Linked DNA regions of Homo sapiens: all the other regions are linked to region 4. A link is a contact called in ENCODE Hi-C or POLR2A ChIA-PET data. All regions are on one chromosome and are shown on one strand. Each heading gives the region's core, a stretch centred on a gene start or an enhancer-like site at or near the end of the contact. The rest is flanking DNA. Distances are from core to core; before and after follow the strand shown. Region 1 overlaps LOC105372379 (a long non-coding RNA gene). Region 2 holds the start of HPN (hepsin). Region 3 overlaps XRCC1 (X-ray repair cross complementing 1). Region 4 holds the start of ZFP36 (ZFP36 ring finger protein).

Evidence for each region. Hi-C counts contacts between places; a loop is a spot of excess contacts on that map. ChIA-PET counts read pairs that join two places held with the same protein, here RNA polymerase II (POLR2A). Pooled maps may share reads with other maps.
Region 1: a loop to region 4 is called in a map of CD8-positive, alpha-beta T cell, with 9 times the contacts of the local background. The contact joins the enhancer-like site here to the promoter of ZFP36 in region 4. A Hi-C loop is called at or near these places in 2 of 168 maps with a recorded cell type or tissue (CD8-positive, alpha-beta T cell and naive thymus-derived CD4-positive, alpha-beta T cell) and 7 of 50 pooled maps.
Region 2: a loop to region 4 is called in a map of gastrocnemius medialis, with 13 times the contacts of the local background. The contact joins the promoter of HPN here to the promoter of ZFP36 in region 4. A Hi-C loop is called at or near these places in 1 of 168 maps with a recorded cell type or tissue (gastrocnemius medialis) and 1 of 50 pooled maps. POLR2A ChIA-PET finds 5 or more read pairs at or near these places in 1 of 52 experiments (Panc1).
Region 3: a loop to region 4 is called in a pooled map, with 4 times the contacts of the local background. The contact joins the enhancer-like site here to the promoter of ZFP36 in region 4. A Hi-C loop is called at or near these places in 2 of 50 pooled maps.

Annotation. Positions count from the first base shown.
Region 1 is chr19:35,212,356-35,215,498 of GRCh38, reverse strand. All of the region lies in intron 2 of LOC105372379 (a long non-coding RNA gene), which reads right to left. Among named protein-coding and RNA genes, the nearest start is that of FAM187B, 15 kb to the left of the region's middle. RefSeq lists enhancers at 1,473-1,522, 1,563-1,762, 3,011-3,143. Within about 2 kb of position 1,423, at least 25 of the 41 ENCODE cell types and tissues checked have a DNase peak (open chromatin) inside an H3K27ac peak, as active enhancers do; they include CD8-positive, alpha-beta T cell, where a contact is called at or near this core.
Region 2 is chr19:35,040,471-35,043,652 of GRCh38, reverse strand. It overlaps HPN (hepsin), which reads right to left and starts at 1,932. Exons shown (of 13, transcript NM_001384133.1): 1 at 1,781-1,932; 2 at 1,131-1,200. The coding sequence starts at 1,146. RefSeq lists an enhancer at 2,461-3,182.
Region 3 is chr19:43,561,167-43,564,316 of GRCh38, reverse strand. The region is part of intron 2 of XRCC1 (X-ray repair cross complementing 1); the gene reads left to right. Among named protein-coding and RNA genes, the nearest start is that of XRCC1, 13 kb to the left of the region's middle. RefSeq lists an enhancer at 732-1,232. Within about 2 kb of position 1,601, at least 28 of the 41 ENCODE cell types and tissues checked have a DNase peak (open chromatin) inside an H3K27ac peak, as active enhancers do.
Region 4 is chr19:39,405,075-39,408,111 of GRCh38, reverse strand. It overlaps ZFP36 (ZFP36 ring finger protein), which reads right to left and starts at 1,265. Exons shown (of 2, transcript NM_003407.5): 1 at 1,184-1,265; 2 at 1-369. The coding sequence starts at 1,207. RefSeq lists enhancers at 1-213, 214-851, 902-1,101 and a silencer at 1,222-1,671.

The DNA of each region.
Region 1 (3,143 bases), core at 174-2,673, 4.2 Mb after region 4:
TTTTACAGATGAAGGAACTGAGGCACAGACATTACAGGAAAGGGGTCCGGATCCAGACCCCAAGAGAGGGTTCTTGGATCTCGCACAAGAAAGAATTCAGGGCAATTCCGTAGAGTAAAATGAAGGCAAGTTTATTAAAAAAGTAAACGAATAAAGAATGGCTACTCAATAGACAGAGCAGCCCTGAGGGCATCTGGCTGCCCATTTTTATGGTTATTTCTTGATGTTACGCTAAACAAGGGGTGGGTTATTCATGTCTCCCCTTTTTAGACCATATAGGGTAACTTCCTGATGTTGCCATGGTATTTGTAAACTGTCATGGTGCTGATGGGAGTGTCATATTGAGGACGAACAGAGGTCACTCTGGTTTTGGTGGGTTTTGGCCAGCTTCTTTACTGCAAACTGTTTTATCAGCAAGGTCATTATGACCTGTATCTTGTGCTGACCTCCAATCTCATCCTGTGAGTTAGAATGCCTAACCATCTGGGAATGCAGCCTCATTTTACCCAGCCCCATTCAAGATGGAGTTGTTCTGGTTCACATGCCTCTGACACAGAGAGATTATATCCAGGTTTAAGGTTACATTGGTTGCAAGTGGTGGAGCTGAGCGTTGAACCCAACTGGGCTGGGTCTAGAGTCCTTGCTCTTAACTATCACTAGCAGAAAAATAATAATAGCAAAACGTTTTTCAGAGCAGATAATCTGTGCCTGGCATTATTCTGAGTATCAGGAAATCATGATCATGATCAACATCCATTGAATCCTTCCAGCAGCCCCATGAGGTAGATTCTATGAGGCATTACCTTCATTTCACAGAGGGGGGAAATTGAGGTACTGAGAGCATAGACAAGCCTGAGGTCCTCTATGGAGCAGCTGGGACTTGAACCTAGGCAGCGGGGTTCCAGAGTCCACATCTGCCACCCCCAGGGCCTCATCCCTGAGTCAGGGGTGAGGTCAGCCTCAGAGAACTTCATGAAGTAAGATGGAGGGAGGGGCCCAGGACAGCCCAGCAAGCTCACGAGTCATGTGTCCACCTTTCCCTCCTCTCCCCTCTTCCCATAGCCGGGTCCAGTCTTCCCAGAATTCACCTGTGAATAGACTGACCAAATGCAAGCTGGACCAGTGGGGTGAGTCCAGGCAAAGCCAGCAAAGAGGCCAGTGGCCCAGCCTGAGCCACAAGGCGGGGCTTGCCAGGGCCCACAGTGGCTGGTGTAAACCTATGCCAAGGAGGGCATGGGGGTGGAAGGGAAGACCCCCTCATTCCCCAGGGCAGCTGGGGCTCACTTCGAGTCCTGCCTCACGCACCTGCACGTGACTATAACCTTGACACTCATCAGACCTCTGCAAAACAATCCTCGTCCACTGCCCTGACAGGAAGCCTGGGCAAGATGCCAAGTCATATTTAATGCGTTTATGAGAAACCAAGACATGGCTATTTATAGCCCTTTGATTCATCTGCCAAGTGAGAACCGGGTACATGCAATGACATCTTACGAGTGGAAAGTAGGCAATGCCGTCTGCCCCTTACCATAGACAACAGGCACACCTTGCTGCGTGGGCTCAACAGGTTCTCACGCCAACCTGTGGAAATGCCACGGACAATGGTCCCCATTCTGCAGTGCAGAAACTGAGGCTTGGGAAGGGACAGTCACTTGCTTCATGGACAAAGTGTGGCAGGGCTGGGGATGGAATCCAGGCGGACTCTTAACTCACCCTGCAAGCTGTCTCGGCTACACGGTCCACACCCCACTGTCAACTCCTTTAAAGACAAAATTCTTGGCCGGGCGCGGTAATCCCAGCACTTTGGGAGGCCAAAGTGAGTGGATCATGAGGTCAGGAGTTTGAGACCAGCCTGGCCAATATGTTGAAACCCCGTCTCTACTAAAAATACAAAAATTAGCTGGGCATGGTGGCGTGTACCTATAATCCCAGCTACTCAGGAGGCTGAGGCAGAAGAATCACTTGAACCCAGGAGGTGGGGTTGCAGTGAGCCGAGATCATGCCACTGCACTCCTGCCTGGGTGACAGAGCAAGACTCCGTCTCAAAACAAAACAAAACAAAACAACTGTTTTCTGAATAGTTCATGGGACTCTTTGGAAACATTCTGCTTGTTTCCTGCCTTCTTTTTTCAGCCCTATCTCTTCTTTCTGGCCCTCTTCCTTCTTCTTTGATATTAAAATACTTTTCTTTTTTTTTTCTTTTGAGATGGAGTCTTGCTGTGTTGCCCAGGCTGGAGTGCAGTGGTGCGACCTTGGCTCACTGCAACCTCCACCTCCTGGGTTCAAGTGATTCTCCTGTCTCAGCCTCCCCAGTAGCTGGGATTACAGGTGTGCATTACGATGCCCAGCTAGTTTTTGCATTTTTTTTTTTGAGACAGAGTCTTGCTCTGTTGCCCAGGCTGGAGTGCAGTGGTGTGATCTTGGCTCACTGCAAGCTCCTCTTCCCGGGTTCACGCTATTCTCCTGCCTCAGCCTCCCGAGGAGCTGGGACTACAGGTGCATGCCACCACGCCCGGCTAACTTTTTTCGTATTTTTTTTTCAGTAGAGGTGGAGTTTCATTGTGTTAGCCAGGATGGTCTCGATCTCCTGACCTCGTGATCCGCCTGCCTCGGCCTCCCAAAGTGCTGGGATTATAGGCGTGAGACACCGTGCCCGGCCTAGTTTTTGTATTTTTAGTAGAGATGGGGTTTTGCCATGTTGGCCAGGCTGGTCTTGAACTCCTGACCTCAAGTGATATGCCCACCTCAGTCTTCCCAAGTACTGAGATTACAGGTGTGAGCCCCCAGGCCCGGCCTAAAATGCTTTATTTCTTGTCTCTCCTTTCTTCATTCCTTTCCCCCTTCCTTTCCTCTTTTTCCTTTATTTCTTCATCTCTTTTATTCAAGGCAATAAACATGATATTAGCAATTGCTGATGTTAGAATGGGCTCACAAGTATCCCAAGTCTTCCTCGCCCAGCCTCTGTTGATTCTCAAGTACATACCACGATTCCCCCCATTTCACGGACATGGTGGGAATGCCAGGGCGGCTCCTCCCAGCTGAGTCCCCAGTGCATTTGGTTTGCTCCTGTCACTGACACCCGTGGTGTTGTGGCCACTGAGGCTGAAATCCAAAAGAGGGCACCAGAAATGCATCGAGAAAGT
Region 2 (3,182 bases), core at 683-3,182, 4.4 Mb after region 4:
CAGCTGTGCCGAGACCCGAGGAGGCCAGAGATCTGAACTAATCATTTCAGCCAACACGCTCAGTGCTTCCTGCCCATCCTGGCATTTCAGGCCTCGCCCCACGCTGTTGGACATGCACTGTCACCCTCTCCATTTCACAGATGAGAGAATGGAGGCCCAGGGAGAACACGCCGTCTGCCCAGGGCCACACAGCTAGAAAGTGCTACTGCCCAGGACTGAGCCCGGCTATCCTGGTTGCGGAAGAAGAGAGGGAGTCAGCCCCAGCTAGGGGAAGGCAGAAAGAACAGGACGCCCCTCCATGCGCCCCTCCAGCTGGGTCCCATGTGTGAGAGGTAGAAAGGAAGCCAGGCTAGCTGGGGGCTGCCCAGAGACTCCCAAGGGCCAGCAACTCCATGACGCAGTCTCTCTCTCTCATCCTTATGGTGGTTTCTCTGCCGTCTCTCCCCTCTCCATCCATCCAGGCCCAGTCCAAAGTCCTCCCTCTGCTCTTTTGCCCACAGAGCCAGGAGGTGGAGGAATGTCTGGGATCGGTGGGGGTCCTGGGTCTCTGGGACTCCGAGTTTGCCAACCTCTGTCATGACAGCTCTGCTTGATGGCATGCGTCTTATATGCAGAGCCCCAGACCAGTGCCTGGTGTGTGTCATGCACTCAGCAACCTCACAGAGGGAGGACTGGTATCCATGCTTGACCCAGAGGGAGACCAAAGCCCTAAGAATAATGTCACTTGCACCAGATCACACAGCAAAAAAGATGGCAAGAGCAAATTCAAATGCAAGCCTGTGTGTTTCACTCCAAATCTGTGTCCTTAACCATGACAGCTACAGCTTCCCCGCCTCAGCCCCAGCAGAGGACAAGTCCAGAGTTAGCTGAGAAATCACTGGGGGATGAGGGGAAACTGAGGCAGCACGCCAGGAAGGTCACATAGGGTAGAAGGGAGGCTGGTGGTGGCACAGCTGCACAGAAAATGTGGTTAATAGTTAATCAGGTGGAGGAGGACTAACAGGGGTGGGGATGCATCTGGGAGGGGTGCCCAGAGAGAGGGGGCTCCGAAGAGTAGAGGGTAGAGAAAAGAGCACAGAGGGCGGGGCGCCAGGCAGAGCCAAAGCTGGGGCTCAGGGAAGGGGACTCACCCTCCTTCTGCGCCATGTCACTGCCTCTTGTTAATGATTCCCTGGCTGACCTCCTGGGCCAGGGTGGGACCTGTGAGGAGATGGACGGGGAGGCAGGGCCTGGGGGAGCCCAGCCCAGCCCAGTCCTGGCGCCCCCAGTCCCAGGCGTCCATCCAGGCAGGCTGTAGGGACTGGGCCTTGGCCAGAGCACGCCGTGATCACGGACGCAGATTGGGCTGGGTTCAAGGATGGGGTCAGTGTCTGACCAGCAGCGGGGGGACGCCTGGATTTGCAGGGATGGGGACCCCCATGCCTGAGCCTGGTGGAGCAGGGGACTGAGGATCCCGGTTTGAGGGAGGAGACAGCTGAGGACCTGAAATCATAAGTCTTGGGAAAGGAGGAATTTGGGGGCCAGGACTCCCTAGTATGAGGGAGGAGGGGCCTGAGGGCTGGAACTCCTGGGTCTGGGGAGGAAAGGACTGGGGTCCAACGGCTGAGTCTGAAGGAAGAGCAGGACAGAACACCTAGGTGCTTGGGGGGACGTCATAGTGCCCCCTCTTCAGGTCCCCAGGAACCCCTCTATTAGGAGGTGGGCATTAGGCTGGGTGGGGGGATGAGGGAACCCCTGTCCTCAGGGCTGGAACTGTGAGTCTGGGGGCCCTTGTCCTTACCCTGGGGTCCAGCAGGTGGGGGCGGAGCCTCGAGGTAGTGCCGGGGTCGGGTCAGTCTCCAGGCCTGGGCAGGAGCATGGTGGCCCCGCAGCAGCGGGCGGCCTGGAGGCAGAGGCGGTGGCGTGGGGCCTGCTAGGCCAGGCTGCCTCACCTGAGGAGGAGGGGGCTGGGCGAGGGGCGGGTGAAGGGGCGGGGAGGGGCCGGACCATTCGATTGGCAGCACTGGAGGCCACCTGGCTGATGGGGCCGGGCTTGTGGGGGCTGGACCAGGCGGGCCCAGCTACGGGGCTTGCCTTGGACCTCCAGGGGGACCCAGGTGTGCCTGTCTGCGGGGATGTGGGAACAGGGACAGGCCTGGCCGGAGGCTGGGGGTTTAGGGAGAAAGTGCAGGCTGAAGGGTGGGGGTCTGACCAGAAGAGATCAGATGGAGGGCCCCAGCTGCCCTAAGCCCACTCCACCCTCACCCAGCGAACCCTTCCCCCCGCCCTTTCTGCGTCCTCCAGCCCCAGGTCCTGGCTGTGCCCGCCACTTGCTGCACCTCTGCCTAATTCCCTGCCCAATTCCTGGGCCCCAACCCCAGCCCCAGCCTCTCCCGCCTGCCCTGCTCATCCTGCCCCGGCCCCTCCCCCGCTGGCTTCCTACAAGTCACGGGGCTGGTTTGCTTTGGCAGCCTCCGCCCGGCCGCGGTGACCTCTGGAGCCAGAAAGTCCTAGCACTAGATAGGGGGGATGGGGGGCTTGGCCGGGAAAACACAGCGCTAAGGGCAGAGGCCCAGGCCAAGTGGCCGGAAGCGTCCGCAGGCAGATAACACACTGTCCCGCCAGCAGCCAGGCGCGGCCCACGTCAGACCCAGGGCCAGGTAAACACCAGACGTGCAGGGTCACCGCCAGACACCTGCCCGTGCTCAACCACACGCCGGACACAGTCGGCCTCGGCTGCTTGCCCCAGATAGGCCACCCGCACAACCGGCCCCACCCGCTTACCCACACGTGCCCGCTGTGCCCAGCCAAACCCACCTCCACCGCACCCATTTCCTCCACTCAGCCCAGGGCCCCTCATTGGGACACGCTGGTTTAGCCTGGCTTCCTCTGCCTTTCCATCCATACCCGTCTCTCCTTCCCTCTCCTTCTCCCCAGCGCCCACCTCTCCAGAGACTCACACTGCTGGGCACACCACACACCCCATGCCACCCCTGCACCCCAGCATCAGCCTCGATTCTCTTCCCTCCACGGCACCCCCTCCCTTCCTGGCTCCGTTCCACTCTCCCTCACCCCTGAGCCCATGGCTCCCCCAACCCCGACACAGATCAGGCACTAAGTGGCTTCACCTGTGGGCCCTCAGGTAGGGTCCCTGGAAAGCGGGCTCGAAGATTCGGGGACGGGAATGGGGGGAAGGTGACGGG
Region 3 (3,150 bases), core at 352-2,851, 4.2 Mb before region 4:
GCCAGAGTTACTGCTTAATAACTCTTGAGTAGTAACTTCTGCAAACGGTTGCTGGGCGCCTGTTCTGCGTCTGTCTGTACATCCATTGGGAATGCAGTAGAGGCCTGCTGTGTTAATGATATTCGCAGCTGACATTTATGTAGTGTTTGCTCGGTGCCAGGCAGTATTCCAGGCACTTGGTATGTTATTTCTCATTCTTGGTATGGATTTGAATGTTCTCAACAACTTTATGAGATAGACGTTGTTATTGTCCCCATTTCATAGGTTCGAAAACTGAGGCACAAGGGGTGAAATGAAACCATTTGCTCCAGGATCACACAGCAGGAAATCAGCAGAGCTGGGAAGGACCAGACACTGTTCTTGGCCTTGGGGACACAGTAGGGAACAACTCAGACGATACTGTCCTTGCTCTTGTGGAGCTTAAAAGTCTGGCGGGAGAGACAGATGCTAGACAAATACAAACAAAAAAGATGTAACTGTGTAACACCAGGCAGTAATCATGAAGAAAAGTAAAGTCGGGTAGGGAGATAGAGAGTGGCACCAGGTAGGGGGCGAGGTAGGTTACTTATGGTCTGAAGTGACATCTGAGTGGGCACCTGAAGCACAGAAGGCAAACTTTTACCCAGCTATGGATATGTTTGAGGGAAGAGTGGTCTAGGCAGGGGGATTGGCAGGTGCAGAGGCCCTGAGGTGGGAAGGAGCCAGACTGTTCTTGGCACAGAAGGGAGGCCGTTGTGGCTGGTGGAAAGTCACCAAGCCTGGCCTGGGGAGCAGTCAGACTGGGACTTCTTGTTATTGTTGTTTTTGTTGTTGTTGTTGTTTTTGAGACAGAGTCTCACTCCATCGCCCAAGCTGGAGTGCAGTGGCACAATCTCGGCTCACTGCAACCTCTGCCTCCCGGGTTCAAGTGATTCTCCTGCCTCAGCCTCCCCAGTATCTGGGATTACAGGCGCTCACCACCATGCCCGGCTAATTTTAATTTTCATATTTTTAGTAGAGACAGGGTTTCACCATGTTGGCCAGGCTAGTCTCAAACTCCTGACCTCAAGCGATTCACCTGTCTCAGCCTCCCAAAGTGCTGGTATTACGGGTGTGAGCCACCACACCTGGCCCAGACTGGGACATCTCATGAGCCCAGGCAGCACTGTACACTGCCCAGGGCCCAGGGCTGGGAATGGCGGTGGAGGCAGGGGAGTCAGCAGGAGGTCTGCCGGCCTCAGCCTTAGGCAGGCCCTTCCTCCAGCACCATCTTCCTCCTCTAGCACGTCAGTGGTGTGATGGAGGAGCACGCGTGGACTGTTGCCAGCCTGCCTGGGTTCCGGTCCGGCTTTGCCACCCACCAGCTGTGAAGTTACATAACCACTTCCTGCCTCCGTTTGCTCATGTGTAAGATGGAGATAATTATAGCAACTGCCTGGCAGAGCCATTGCAGGAGAGTAGATACATGTATTATTAGCAGGAGTCTGGCACACCAGGAGCGCTCAGTGCACTCGGATGTTGGCCGCAGTTGTGGTTATAGTTGTTAATTCTGTGTCATCTCAACTTCCTTCAGAGGGAGGGTAAGTTTTTTTTTGAAGACAAGGTCTCATCACTCTGTCGCCCAGAGTACAGTGATGCGAACATGACTCACTGCAGCCTTGACCTCCCCAGGCTCACGCGATCCTCCTTCCTCAGCCTCCTGAGTAGCTGGGACCACAGGTATGTGCCACCATGCCTTGCTAATTTTTGTAATTTTTGTAGAGACAAGGTCTGGCTATGTTGCCCAGGCTGGTCTTGAACTCCCAGCCTCAAGTGATCCTCCCACCCCAGCCTCCCAAAGTGCTGGTTATAGAGACGTGAGCCACTGCGCCTGGCCAAGGAGGGAGGGTTGTTAATGACCATCTTCCCTTTTTGCATGTGAGGAAACTGCCTCACAGAGACGTTGAATACGTCACCCAAGGTTGTGCAGGTTGGAAATGGCATTGCTGTATTTGAGCCCAGGCCTACCTCACCCCAAGTCCAGGCTCCCTCCTTCCATACAGTGGTGTTCCTGTTGATAGCAGTGTGCAGGTGATGTCTAGATGATCTGACAGGGAGGCAACAGAGCAGATTGGAGCATCTGTCATCACCAGGGGTGGGAGAGGGCAGTGTAGGGTGGACTAGGTACCTTGGTTTTTTTTTTTTTTTTTTTTGTGACAGAGTCTCGCTCTGTCACCCAGGCTGGAGTGCAGTGGCATGATCTCTGCTTACTGAAACCTCTGCCTCCTAGGTTCAAGAGATTCTTGTGCCTCAGCCTCTTGAAGAGCTGGGACTACAGGCATGTGTCACCATGCCCGGCTATATTTTATATTTTTAGTAGAGAAGGGGTTTTGCCATGTTGGCCAGGCTGGCCTCAAGTGGTCCACTGCCTTGGCCTCGCAGAGTGCTGGATTTACAGGCTTGAGCCACTGCACCTGGCCCAGGTACCTTTGAGAGTTGTAATAATGCGTCATTCTAGGATCCTAATAAAAGAGCCCCAAACTGGAAGGCAGGACACTTGCCTCAACCTAACTGCCTCCCGTGCCCGCATGGCCCGCACGGCTTTCTGCATCTTCATCTGTCAGACAGGAATGGCAGATCCTTTGAGATGAGCCCTCCTATAGGTAGCTCTTTTCTTCTTTCAACAAATAGTTGTCTAGCACTGACTAATAATACCTCCTGACTGACAGCAGATAATTGCCTACTCTTCGCCATGCCCTGTGGCCATTATTTATGTGCATGATCCTAGATATGGTGGTCATTCCCATTTTACAGATGAGAAAACTGAGGCTCCAAAAGGTTAACTGGTATGGTCATACAGCTAGTGTGCAGCACAGCTGGGATTCAAACCCAGGAACCAGCGGTGAGCAAGATCGGACAAAGCCCCTGCCCTCAGGGAGGTTTCCTGGAGTCCTCTGCGATTGTGGGTGAGGGGTGACATGTGCTGTTTGTCTGCATGATGATTTGAATAAAGTTATAACTCTGGCAAGTGCTTATCAAGGAGAGCTCTATGGCAGTGTGTGATAAGCTGACCTGGTGGAGTCTGGAGAGGTCAGGGAAGCAGGTATGTGTGAGGTGGGCGCGTATGCATTCATTCAGTGACTATTTTGTGAGTTTCTGCTCCATGCCATACCCTGTGCTGCATGGAGGGGA
Region 4 (3,037 bases), core at 16-2,515:
GCCCAGGCCATGGGCAAACTGGCACTTGGCCCCGTAGCGGCAGCGCCCACTCTCTGAGAAGGTCCGACATAGCTCAGTCTTGTAGCGCGAGGGGGTGGTGGAGGTTGCAGTGGGCGAAGTGGGTGAGGGTGACAGCTCAGGGCCCAGGCGGGGAGCCAGCGGTGCGAAGCCAGGGGGTGGGGGCACCCAGCCACAGCTGCGGCCCTCCACTAGGCTGGTGGAGCGGCCAGGCAGGCGGGAGGTGACCCCAGACGGGCTGGAGTCGGAGGGGCTCAGGCTCCAGGGTCCCGAGGAGCCCCAGCCTGGGCTGGACTCAGTCCCTCCATGGTCGGATGGCACGGGCACGTCAGGGCTCAGCGACAGGAGGCTCTGCGGAAATGGGTCGGTTAAGGCACCTGAAAATGCAGGGCGACGCCCCACCCCAGCTGCAGGGAACTAGAGCTTGCCAGGCCGGTTTGTGGGCTCCCCGCCTGAGCCCCACCCGCCCGCAGAAACCCCTGGGTTCCGGATGCCAGGAACCCAGAGTTGGAGGTTCTGAGTTTACCCACCACCGAGGCCTTATCCCGAGGGACCCAGGAATCCCGGCTTCCCCGGCTGGACCAAGAGGGGGACCCCGAAGTCAGGGCGCACCACTGTTTCCCAATTTTGGGTCTCTTGTCCTCCCCGGATATGACCCACGCGTCGGGATCTCCAGTTTCACAACTGGAGAAACCGGGCAAAGTTGACCTGGAAGTCCGGATTGCTTCGGTTTTAGGGTTCTCTGTCTCTACGGTCAGGGACTGGAGAGACAGAAGTCGGATCCCCCCACCCTGAGACTTCAGCCCCAGAGACGCCTCCGCGCAAAACCACGCCCTCAGCAACGACTAGGGGTGAGCCAGGTATGGGGGCCACTTCCGCCTCCAGGCAGCCTCGGTCTGAGAAAAGTTCTCCGACTTTCCACTTGCATGGGCCGCCCCACCCATGTTTGAGCGAAGAGCCGGGTGTCGCGGGTTCCATTTTCACCTCCAAATCACCAAGCTGGTCTGAGCGGGAGGCAGGGGCCCCAGGCTGGAGGGCGCGGCGCTAGGGAGCCCCAGTTGGAGAAGGGAGGCAAGCGTCCCGGGCTGGAGTTTGCGGCGCTAGAGAGGTGGGGACTCGGACTCAGGCATGCAGGTACCGGGGATGCCGTGCGGCGGGGACTCACCTCGTAGATGGCAGTCAGATCCATGGTGTAACGGTTGGCCATGAGGGGTGTCGGCCGAGAGTGGGAGCGCTGAAGTCAGGCTGAGGCTGGCACCGAGAGCCGGCTACTTATAGGAAACTGCAAGCACGGGGCGGGGCCGGGGCCGGGGCCGGGGGCGGGGCAGGAGGGGCGCTTCCCGGACGCGCGCCCCCGGCGCAGCCTGGCTGGCCCTGGACTGGTTCCCTTCCGCCCGGCCCTGGGCCAGGACGCGCCTGAGCTTGGCCGGTGGACAGCCGTGACCGAGCGGGGAATGCGTGGGGAAGGGGTGGGGGTGCGGATGGGGGGACGCCTGCCCAGTTTTCAAAGCTGGAGACTGAGGCTTGTAGAAGGAAACTGGGGCGGAGGTGGGGGCAGGGCCCCAGGGGCAATTGACAAGAGCAGAAGCCCGATGGGGGTGCGCGTGCGACACAGACGGATGGGGGCGGGGAGAGACGCAGAGGGGTACAGACAGGCAGACAGGCAGAGAGAAAAACATCGAGAGAGACACACACACCAAGAGACATACAGAGAGAGATAGACAGGGTGAGGAAGGGAGGGAAGACGGGGAGACAGAGACAGTCCCAGAGACAGATTCAGAGGGAGAAGAGGGTTGGGAGGATCACAAAAAGAAACAGAAAGGGGCTGAGCGCAGTGGCTCACACCTGTGATCCCAGCACTTTTTGTGTTTTTCTTTCCTTTTTCTTCTTCTTTTTTTTTTTTTTTGAAAGACGGGGTTTCCCTATGTTGCCCAGGCTAATCTCCAGCTCCGGGGCTCAAGCGATCCTCCCACCTCCGCCTCCCAAAGAGCTGGAATTACAGGTGTGAGCCACCAAGCCCGGCCAATCCCAGTACTTTCAGAGGATGAGGCAGGTGGATTACCTGAGATCAGGAGTTCAAGATCAGCCTGGGCAACAGTGAGATCCCATGTCTACAAAAAATACTATTTAAAAAAATTAAAAAGAAAAAGAAACTGGACAAAAAGGAGAAAGACTGTGAGAAATAAGCACTTACGGAAAGAAATCTGCAGAGCAAAGTGCCAAGAAAGAGCCAGCAGGCCTTGGAGGGGAATTCTCTGAGAACTGCCTGCCTTGTGTGGTCTCACTCCTAAACAGCCCAGACAGATAAGGAGACCTGGACTGCTCTCCCTCTCCCCACTTGCTGGGGTTGGGTGGGTGAGTGAGTGGGTTGGGTGGGGTCCAGGATACCTGGCAAGGCTGAAAAGGGGCCTCCTTTCCCAATTCACAGGGCGGCTCTAGCCCCCTCACCCTCGGGCGGATGATCTCTTCTAGGCTGAGTTAAGGAGAACTCACCTGGGCTGAGTTCTAAGTACTTTACGCACATTAATCCTAATGCCAGGTGGTATGCCCATTTAAGGCAGGAGGAAACCAAAGTGAAGTTACTCTCCTGCCCGGCTCACACCTGTAGTCCTAGCACTTTGGGCGCCCAAGGCAGGCGGATCACTAGAGCTCGGAGTCTGAGACTAGCCTGGGCAACACGGCGAATCCCCATTTCTACAAAAATGCAAAAATTAGCTGAGTGTGGTGGCGCACACCCTGTGGTCCCGCTACTCGGGGGCGGGGAGGGAGCAGGCTGGGGTGGGAGAGTCGCTTGAACCCAGGAGGCAGAGGTTGCAATGAGCCGAGATCAGGCGACTGCACTCCAGCCTGGGCCACAGAGCGAGACTCCCTCTCAGGGGGAAAAATAAAGTTACTCTCCTAGTTCGAGCTAGCAAATGGCACAGGCCTCATACTAGGGTCTGAAATTATGTCGAGGTTTGCCCTCTGAGAAAACTCAAGATTGGCAAGGTGGAGGTCTTTCACTATAACTGATGGTTGC